Regions from separate parts of the Homo sapiens genome. Here region 2 is linked to region 1. A link is a contact called in ENCODE Hi-C or POLR2A ChIA-PET data. All regions are on one chromosome and are shown on one strand. Each heading gives the region's core, a stretch centred on a gene start or an enhancer-like site at or near the end of the contact. The rest is flanking DNA. Distances are from core to core; before and after follow the strand shown.

Region 1 (4,916 bases), core at 1,329-3,828:
TGGGACTTGTGCATAGGCCAGACTCCCGGGATGTCAGCCGCATGTGATGTGGAGATAACTGTGATCTTATTATCTGAAATGTTTGAATACGGAGAGGGTCCCAGTCTTCATTAGAAAGAAACTTAACCAGGACAGTAAATATGTTCAATTCCTCTTAAAATGTCCAATTTACTGATAAGTGGGGCACATTTTTTTTCATTTAAAAAAAATTGGAATGGCCACCTTAAGGCAAACATTTGAGAAGAAGAAAAATAATACAAATATATTACTTACAAAACAATACAAAAGTGTCTCAGACCAAAAAAAAAAGAAAAAAAAATACAAAAGTGCCCATTCCATGTTGCCATTAGACCAGTTAGTCTTCAGACAGGACTGTCACCATCAATTTTTCATTTTTAAAGGATTTTAATTCTTTCAGCATGTTCATATGGTTTTATAAAGCCCCAGATACCCAGCAAATCCCCTTGGTGTTGTAAGACAAGATTGCTGTTAAAAAATGTTTAGGCTTAGTCAGCTTCTTCTCACTGCTGACTTCACGAGGGGCTCTGGGAAATGGTGTTTATACTGAGCTTAAATTGATAGGGCAAGTTTAATGCAATTGGGTCAAAGGTACAACTGCTTAGCTGGTCTCATCAACCACTCAGGTTTCAGCATGGGTTTATAAAGAGCAGTCTGTAATGATAACATCTGGCTGCTTGAGCGTGACTGCATTTTGCCTGCTATGATTGAATGGAATTTAATGGTGGGAGGAGAAAAGCTGGGGCAATTTCATTTTTGAGTTATGGTTCTAGATAGATAAGACAAAATGGTAGACTTTGATTGGTCTGAGGCCGGCCATCTCGCAGATTGCTTAACAGACCTGCTTCTTCTATAGAACCCTACCGTCACCACTCTCAAAGACAGCTGTCCTCATTGAGTCAATGGTAGAGGCATGGGGTGGGCACAGCTGCTCTAGGCTCATGTGTGTCTGCACGCTAGGCCTCCTCTTTGGCATTGCTCTTCTCGCTGAGTTCTGGTTTGTTGCTCTGTGGAGACTGTGAAGGTCCTAGCGCTCAGCAGAAAACACAGTGCCCTTCCCCCAGAGGGTGCTCCATTAATGGGAGAGTTGACTCCATTCACTGCTGGGCAGAAGGTGGATAGAAAGCCAGTGCCAAGCTGAGTTCAGGCTGTCAAAGAGAGGAGATGAAGAAGTTAGTTCCCAGTCTCCACTATCGTTCCGCTTAGAAGGACACTGTGACCTTGAGGACCAAAAATGTAAATGTCATAAGTCAGCCGTAGACGTTACAGGAGAAGCCTACTACGCAACACCTCCAGAGAGGGACCAGCTTAAACTGTAGCTCCGGATCCCAAGGGTCCTTTTCATTCTGTGGAAACTCGGTGATTCCATTAGTGATCACACCACCGTCACGTGAAAAGCTGACTGTATAATTTCATATTGCCTAAGGTCTTTTATAGTCTTCTCAACTTCACCTTTGGATCATTGAGTGTATAACCTTTTAAATTTGCAAGAACTTTTAATATAAACAAGTAGGTAGACAAACAGGTAGGGATTTACCTCCCTGGTGTAACTAGGCTGAGAGGGTAGAGGAAGGGTCAGGGCTGTACACTTAGCACTTAACCATATTTCCTCCATAAATAAGAAATATTCTTGGTCTTGGTGCATCATCAGGACCAACAGGAGAGGAACCCTAGCCCACCAGATCCACACTGTAAAATAAAGACGGCACAGAAAAGGAGGGGATGCAGGTACTGTGGTGCAGGGGAGAGGATGCTGGGCAGAGCAGGACTCCCGTCTCTAGGATCTCAGAGCGACTTGACCCTCAGGGACTCTCACGGCCTTTGCTGCTTCATCCATAACAAGGGGCAAATGCCTAATCAGTTCACTTCCCATACACTCAGCCCACTTATATGAAAGCCCTCCTGTAGACCGGAAGCCCTACATGAATGGAAGTGTCGTTGTCACTCCTCTGCTGATGACCCACTTGGCTGTCAGTGTGCCCAGAGGTCGAGTTTAACTCCTCCAAGTCGCTGAAATTAAAAATACGGTCTCCAGAAGGAAATAGTCTATGTATTATAGGACTCAACTTGACATACCAAATCCAAACCTACCAGATATATTAAGGTGATATTTAGAAAGTAGTTCTTATTTGAGCTCAGGAGAGCTTTTTCACACAGCGGGCTTCCTTGTAGCCTGAAGACATGATGATATGTACACAGACCCTGTTTTTCTAGGGCTGTTTAGCTATTATGTGTAGCAAGGCACACGTGTATCCTCCTTCATCCAGTTGTGGCCCATCGAGGCAGGAGTATGTGGCCCCCAGAGAGCAGAAAGGAGGCCTCCTGCTCTGGTCCTGGTAAAGGAAGGAAACCAAGACATGGAAAACAACAGCAAAGCCTTCTGCCCCGTGCACCTTCCTGGCAGATCTCATTCCTACCCAAATGGGTAGGAAAATGGGGGAAAGTAATGTATAAAGTGAACCCCAAGTAAGTATTCTGTTGTACTAACAAGCCAGAGGTCTGTCTCCCTTCCTCTTTTACATTCATATTTCATTGTCACTTTCGATTCTTAGGCTGGCCCATTACCTCCCTCAAACAAGGAACTGAAACAAATCTCTTTAAAGCAATCATGGTTATACATTTTATATTTCATTGTCACTTTTGATTCTTAGGCTGGCCCATTACCTCCTTCAAACAAGGAATTGAAACAAATCCCTTTCAAGCAATCATGGTTATATATTTTGTGCCCTTAAAAGTATAAGCCAGGAGGGGGGAGAGATAGCATTAGGAGATATACCTAATGTTAAATGACGAGTTAATGGGTGCAGCACACCAACATGGCACATGTATACATATGTAACTAACCTGCACATTGTGCACATGTACCCTAGAACTTAAAGTATAATAATAAAAAAAATTAAAAAGTATAAGCCACCTCTGAATATAGTGATCAAAGATAAACTGCCAACTGCCACTTCCACCAGTCATACTCTGTCCAAGAGATACACGTACTCTGTGGTAGAGATGTGCAAAGCCAGCTGAGTATGCAGAAGTCTATCTGTATTCACATAGCACGTGTGGTGTGTGAGAGCGATCCTGGTGAACAATAGTGACGTGAATATGTTCATTCTACAGTTAGGACGCTTCTAACTTTAGTTTCAAAATGTTTCTACTGCACTATACCTTGGTATCAATGAGATTTTTAAAAAATCTCTACCCACATGTGAAGCCTCTTTACTACTATATAATCACTAGTACTTTCCAAATTAAATATTATGCTTACATTATTAAACATTAGCATTGCCCCCTGTTAGGCCAGAACTGTGGCTGATCAGGGAATAGTTTACATGAGTCTCAAACATGTCAATGTGACAGAGTGACACAGTAAATCACCTCTAACCAGTATGGCTTATACTCAAAAGCACATTGCTTTCAGCTTCGTTATGTGATTGTCCGTGCTGTGCCTGTAGGAGTGGCCAGACACCATGAATCGGGGACTCTAGGGAGAACAGGACACTCATTCATCTCACGCCTCTCTAAGGAGAAACAATTCCTCTCCTCTGAAGAGAATACTCACGGTCTCCCATGTGAGTGAACGATGAAGTTGTAAGAACACTCCCCCACCTCACTGTTGGTGACAGAGGACAGTGTGGTTCCAGGGGGTGGGCAGGTGAGAGGGTCCAGAGAGTGAAGGAGATGCTTGGATGATCCAGAAATCTGGGGCCAGCTCATTGGCCCAGACTTTCATTAGTTTTGACTGAAGGCTGACACAAGATTCAAGTAGCAAAGGGCAGATTCTCGGCCTTACAGAGAAATGATAAAGATTCCAAGAGTTGATTTTTGCAGTAAGAATGGGTAACATTTAAGAAACACCAAAGTAAAATTTGACTAGGTTACTTCTTTTTCTTTTTATAAGCAACTTTTAGCCTAATTATTGTAAAGAACTATAACGGGGCATGCATGTGATTTATTTGTTGAAATAAATGTAAGCACTTATCCAACAAATTCTTACTGGGTGCCTACCGTGTGCCAGGCACTGCTCTGGGTCCTGAGGGTGCTAAGCCAGTAGGTGACTTATTCCAACAAATTACAACAAATAAATTACATGCTCCCATTCATACAGGAGGGCACAGACCACAAACATGTTAATAACATGTCAGGAGGAGATCTGTGCCATGAAGAAAAATAAAGCAGGGTAAAGGTGATCAAGGAAGGCCTCTCTGATGAGACATTTCAGCAGAGCCATGAAGGAAATGAGGGAGCAGGGCACACGGATCTTCACCAGTCACCGGGGGACTCCTGTGCAAAGGCCCTGTGGCAGGTGTATGCTTTGCCAGTTGAAGGAACAGCAGTGGGGCCAGTATTCCTGGCACAGAGAAATGGTGAGGGCAGTAGCCACAAGCAGTCACATAAGGCGGTGCAGGCCAGTGGTAGGGTTTGGGGTTCCAGGCTGTGAGGAGGAGGGCCGCCGTGTACTTGCATTCACAAAAACATCACTGGTACCTTTGGAAAAATTCCGCAGGGGCAAGGATAAAAGCAAGGAAAAGGGAGCTTGGTTTCCTGCTCTTCTAGGAGAGATGATAGCTAAAATCTCTTCTAGGGAACTTTGGGACGTTTCAGTTAAGTAGGTGAGAACAAGAAGCAATATGGGGGTGCTTTGGTGAAGGAGGTCCCACAGTTCAGACTGAGCTGGGCTCCTAAATGAAAACAGTGGCTGCCTTTTCTGAGCCAACGACCTGCACGGTGCTTCTGTGCGTTGCCATCACTTCCCAGCATCCCTAACGAAGGGTGCAGAGACACCCCAAGTTGAATTTCTCTCCCTTTCCTTATCAGTGCATGTTCTAGAAAAGCCATAAGACACTATGAAAAGCTACAGTCTGCTCCTAAGTATCATATTTGAGCAGTAAGTTCTAAGAAAT
Region 2 (4,662 bases), core at 893-3,392, 34 kb after region 1:
CCTACATTTTAGTGATAAATAATAGCCTCAATGGAAAGCCTGTATAGGATGAATTAGAAATGGTTCTAGCTGTTAAAAGCAGCTGTGCAATTTTGAATTCTCACACAACTTTGCAAGCCTTGCTGTCCCCGTTTTACAGATTTAAAACCTGAATCTCAGAGTTATTAAGAAAGAGTTAAGTGGTTGAGCCACGTTGTGATTCCAGGTCTCTCCAGCAATGCCGCCATGTTGGTTGTGTCCACGAATTTTTCTTCCTTTAGAGGCGAAGTCTCATTCTGTCACCTAGGCTGGAGTACAGTGGTGTAATCATAGCTCACTGCAGCCTCAAACTCCTGGGCTCAAGCAGTCCTCCCACCTCAGCCTCCCAAGTAGCTGGGACCACAGGCAAGTGCCACCACACCCAGCTAATTTTTTAAAGTTTTTTGTAGAGACAGGGTCCTGCCATACTGCCCAGGCTGGTCTCAAACTTCTGGCCTCAAGCAGTCCTCCTACCTCAGCCTCTCAAAGCACTGGGATTACAGGCATGAGCTATCATGCCTGGCCACGTTTTTGTGTTGAGATAAAATCTATATACTGTGAAATGCACAAATGTTGAACTGCAGTTTGATCTGTTCTGACAAACGCACACACTCTTGTAACCGACACTCCTATTCATATAAGGAGCATTTCCTCACTCCAGAAAGTTCCTTGGTGAACCTTCCCAGTCAGTACTCCTCCCCTGTCCTCCAGTCTCGTTTCTATAACCATGGATGCCTCTTCTGGGACCTCACATACAGCAAATCATACAATATGTACAATATGGACTCTTCTGTGTCAGTTTCCATCCAGCATTAAGTTGATATTTCTGTGTGTTGATACCATCTATTACTTAGAGACCTCTTTGCCACTCAAATTAATGTGTGTAAAGTGTATTGTTTACAACACATTCTACAGAGGGTTTTGTCCTATTGAGTGTTGTGACTGCTGGACTAGGAATGGCAGAACCTGACCACTAGATGACTTTGTGACATTCTCAAGTACTTGGCTGAAATACCTCTGCAGATACATTTCGGTATAGGACTTTGTTCCTCTCATGAAGATGTAAAGAAGGAATGCCAGGTGACCATGTAGTATAGACACCTGACAAAACCCTCTGAGCCTTCCTGTGATGATGGGTGGCCAAATGAGTGATAACAGAATTATAGTAAACCTAAAGAGTTGTCATCATGCTCATCTCCTCTCCATACCTCTCCAAAAATTTGCTAACAGATATCACAGTAATTGTCTTAATCTTTTCTCCAATATAAAAGTCCCCAGAGAAATGGCCAAAAAGCAAGAATCTGGATGTGGTCAGGTGTTTGGCTAGGCCTTGAGTTGCTTAAGAAGTGGCTGAGGGAATGAATATTTGGAGGAGCCTGTGGGTATATGTTTGATAGACCCTGTTTGAATGACCCTGTTACGTTATTTATATTTGGATTGGGGAGAAGGAGGAAGGGGAGTGAGGGAGGGAGGGAGGAAGGAAGGATTATTGAAGTGAGGTGTGTTGAATTGGAGGACTTAATATACTGTATACATTGAGAAAAACCACAAAGGAAAAAAACCCCATCTACATTGTACTGTGTAGTACTCATGTCCGAAGCAGTGGTGGTGGGGCGGAGGGGGGGACATTTCTAAGAGGTGGGTAGATTTCCTAACAAACTAGAAGGAAACAAGCTTAAGGAAAATTACCTTCCTCTTATGCAATTCAGGATCCCCTGTGGCCTAGGTAGGCATTCCTAGATGAGAAGGTGCGGGGTAAAGATAAGCCAGATGACAAGTACTTTAGCTTTTACCTCCGAGATACTTTGCTTTGCACAGAACTTTCATCTCTAGGAAAGAGGCCACCTGCAACAGATACAAAATCTCTTAAGTTGCATTTTGGATGTGATTGTTTTGTGGTTTAATTAGCTGATGTCTATAAAGCGCTTTGAGGGTAGAAAGCCCTAAGTGGCAAGAGCACAGCGGCCTTCCTCTTGTATCCAGGGTGCCACTTGCCAGCGATGTCACAAGAGTCCCTAATCGGTCCACTCAAAGGCGCTTTATCTCCTGTCCTCGGGGTTTTGCCACCTCCTTCCAGCATGGGTAAATCTTTACACCCTAGATCCAGTTATTAACAGTAACCAGTAATTTCCGACCAACATGGTGCTGGCTTTGAAGCCTGGAATGCTGAGGTCACTGACAACCTTATCTCCTTTTCATTAAATGGCCCCCGCATCACAACTATGAGTCAGCCACCCCCCATCTCAGCTCGTCAGAGTGGAGATCAGTGAACTAACCGGAACCAAGAGGGCTCTAGTTACAGTCATTAATCTAGCTTTCCCCAGGCTGATGCTACTGTAAGCACCGGATCAAGAAATAAAGCTGACAAAAAATTAACTCCACGATTGCAATTCAGATGTAGAACAGGTACAGACAGACGCAGCACCTTGTAAATAGGTATGATGCAAGATGACATCCCCAAAGTCTTATATGGTTATTTCATTTAAAGAAACCTGTTAGACACCTACCTATGAGTAGGCAGCTCCCCAAAAGCTTCCCAGCGCAGCCTCTGAGAAGTGCTTTCCTCTGCTCAGCTGGCTCAGACTGCTGCCTGGTTGAACGGGGAAGGCCTCAAAGTTGCACAGGGCTGGACAGGGCAGACAGTGGGCATGTTCCTGGGCTGGGCCCCACTCAGGAGGTGGGGAGCATGCTCCTCTGTCCCAGTCAAAGGCCAGGCAGCCAATGGGCAGGCGGACACAGCCAGGGCAACCGCCTGGTCTGGGGAAAGGAACAAGCTTTGGGGTGGCATAAACTGCATAGGCCACATGCGGTTCGTCCCATGGAGGAAAGAGGACCGCCGCACTCATCTCCACACATCTCCAGCATGTCTGCTAGAAAGGGCTTTCTCCAGAATATGTTTTAAAACTTTGTTTAAAAGGAAGTTAACTTGCTTAAATCCTGTATTTCTCCTAAATAATTATGTTGTCTGTGTAGCTTATGAGCCCTTTTTGCTTAACTACAATTCTTGTTTTATGTCAACTATGTCAACCATATTTTTAAAATATAAATGAAAAAAGATCCATTTATATGTAGGTTGCACTATACATGCCATTAAGTTCTCCTTTCCTGAAGTGAACACCTGTAACTTTTTTTACCACCCTAAGCTTTATTGACAAGTAGGCATATAATGAAGACCACGTTCTCATTTACTTTCCACGAAAGCTCTACTGTACTAGCCGGACTTTGTCGCTGGTTTCTGGGGCATGCATACGGATGGATGCATTTCTTTCCATTTGTTTAGTAGTGCTTAACAGCCGCTGATCCCAAATGACAAATTCTACCGAGATCCCATCAGAAAAGTGGGATCGGCGAGAGGGGTGGTCAGAGGATTTTAAAGTGCCCATTAGGCACCATGCAGGAGGACTGGACCGCACGTCCGGAGTCATCTAAGGAGGCTCCCAGCAGAGGTGACAGTGGCGACAGTGGGAGTGTCCAGTGGTGGTTTTATTCCAAGTCTACACCGTCGCTGATTGCCACACGGCAGCCTCCATAAGGGTGGCCACGGACGAGGCCATGGTGCAGGGCCTGCTCCTCCCTCTGCCACTTCCTCTCCACTGCCTGCACCCTCCTCGGGCCAGTGCTGACTGACTCCATTTCCCTGAGGCTGCCTGAGCATTGTTTGAGCTCTGCCTACGGACAGTCCCACCGAGTCCCGCTTCCTGAGCAGACAGGACCGCCTGCTGTTTTCTTCTCCTCTCTTATTGCCCCTTGTCATGAAAGGAGAGGTCTGACTTCCACTTCAGTTTGTGTGGATAGACAGCAGTAAGGGAACAGAGGGGAAATGTTCATTACCGCTGTTAACACCACAGCATTTCTTACTGCTCGGACATTCGCTCCCTCTTTGGGAAGGATTAAACCAAAGGATAAATTCGTGAGCATGTAAGGCTTCAAGCTACACCCAAGAAGAGATGTCGTATATTGCAAATTTTCTGGGGGATCTTTCAGAATTCATTTTTTGTTATTTCCCAGTCTTATTCTCAACTATCTGGAATCTTGACTAGGATACTCTGTGAGACTTGAGAGCTTTTTCCTGAGGCTTTTTGTTGTTGTTTAGCAGCTCTGCCTTTCTGAAAAAGAAACATTGCCCCAAGAGTCAAGCTTTCCTATTCACTCTACACTAGCAGAAAGTTGGATCAAGAACCAAATTCACTGGCATTCTTTTATTCCCTTGGAACCTGAGCTATTCCTCAATTTTGCTTTTCTAAGAAAAGTAGAAGGGAAAAAAAGAATATTAAGCGCCCCTCACAGCTCTGTATCTTAAATTCCTGAAGATATTTCGCCAAGGCTTTCATCAGTCTCGGCTTTCCTTATTAACATCCCTGTCCATACATCTTCTCCTATTTAGGGCATCAAGAGTCAATTTCTTCCAAGATGTACATTAGAAATTTAACAATAATCTGCCAAAAGATCTCATACTCTTAGAATATTTCTCCACCTAAACAGATGTTCTTTGCAAACCTTATAAGCAGACCTGTTGAGGAAATGTGGCATCCAACACCTAGTTTGAACTAAATATTAAAGTTTTCCCAAAGCAAACTCAGTGAAAAGGGGAGAAAATGAAATGAGACTGTGAACCTCAAAAAATCATCCTATGTGATACAGTCT

The links. A loop is a pair of places that touch in the nucleus more often than their neighbours do. ChIA-PET counts read pairs that join two places held with the same protein, here RNA polymerase II (POLR2A). Pooled maps may share reads with other maps.
Region 2: a loop to region 1 is called in a map of breast epithelium, with 12 times the contacts of the local background. The contact joins two enhancer-like sites. A Hi-C loop is called at or near these places in 8 of 168 maps with a recorded cell type or tissue (IMR-90, PC-9, aorta and 4 more), 3 of 37 single-sample maps with no recorded cell type and 8 of 50 pooled maps. POLR2A ChIA-PET finds 5 or more read pairs at or near these places in 4 of 52 experiments (HEK293, HEK293T, PC-9 and 1 more).

The regions. Positions count from the first base shown.
Region 1 is chr6:1,663,098-1,668,013 of GRCh38, reverse strand. The region is part of intron 9 of GMDS (GDP-mannose 4,6-dehydratase); the gene reads left to right. It overlaps LOC107986514 (a long non-coding RNA gene), which reads right to left. Exons shown (of 2, transcript XR_001743788.2): 1 at 2,110-4,916; 2 at 1-1,166. Among named protein-coding and RNA genes, the nearest start is that of FOXC1, 56 kb to the right of the region's middle. RefSeq lists enhancers at 2,264-2,433, 2,444-2,673. Within about 2 kb of position 2,578, at least 2 of the 41 ENCODE cell types and tissues checked have a DNase peak (open chromatin) inside an H3K27ac peak, as active enhancers do.
Region 2 is chr6:1,628,476-1,633,137 of GRCh38, reverse strand. All of the region lies in intron 9 of GMDS (GDP-mannose 4,6-dehydratase), which reads left to right. Among named protein-coding and RNA genes, the nearest start is that of FOXC1, 21 kb to the right of the region's middle. RefSeq lists enhancers at 2,217-3,143, 3,144-4,071. Within about 2 kb of position 2,142, at least 3 of the 41 ENCODE cell types and tissues checked have a DNase peak (open chromatin) inside an H3K27ac peak, as active enhancers do.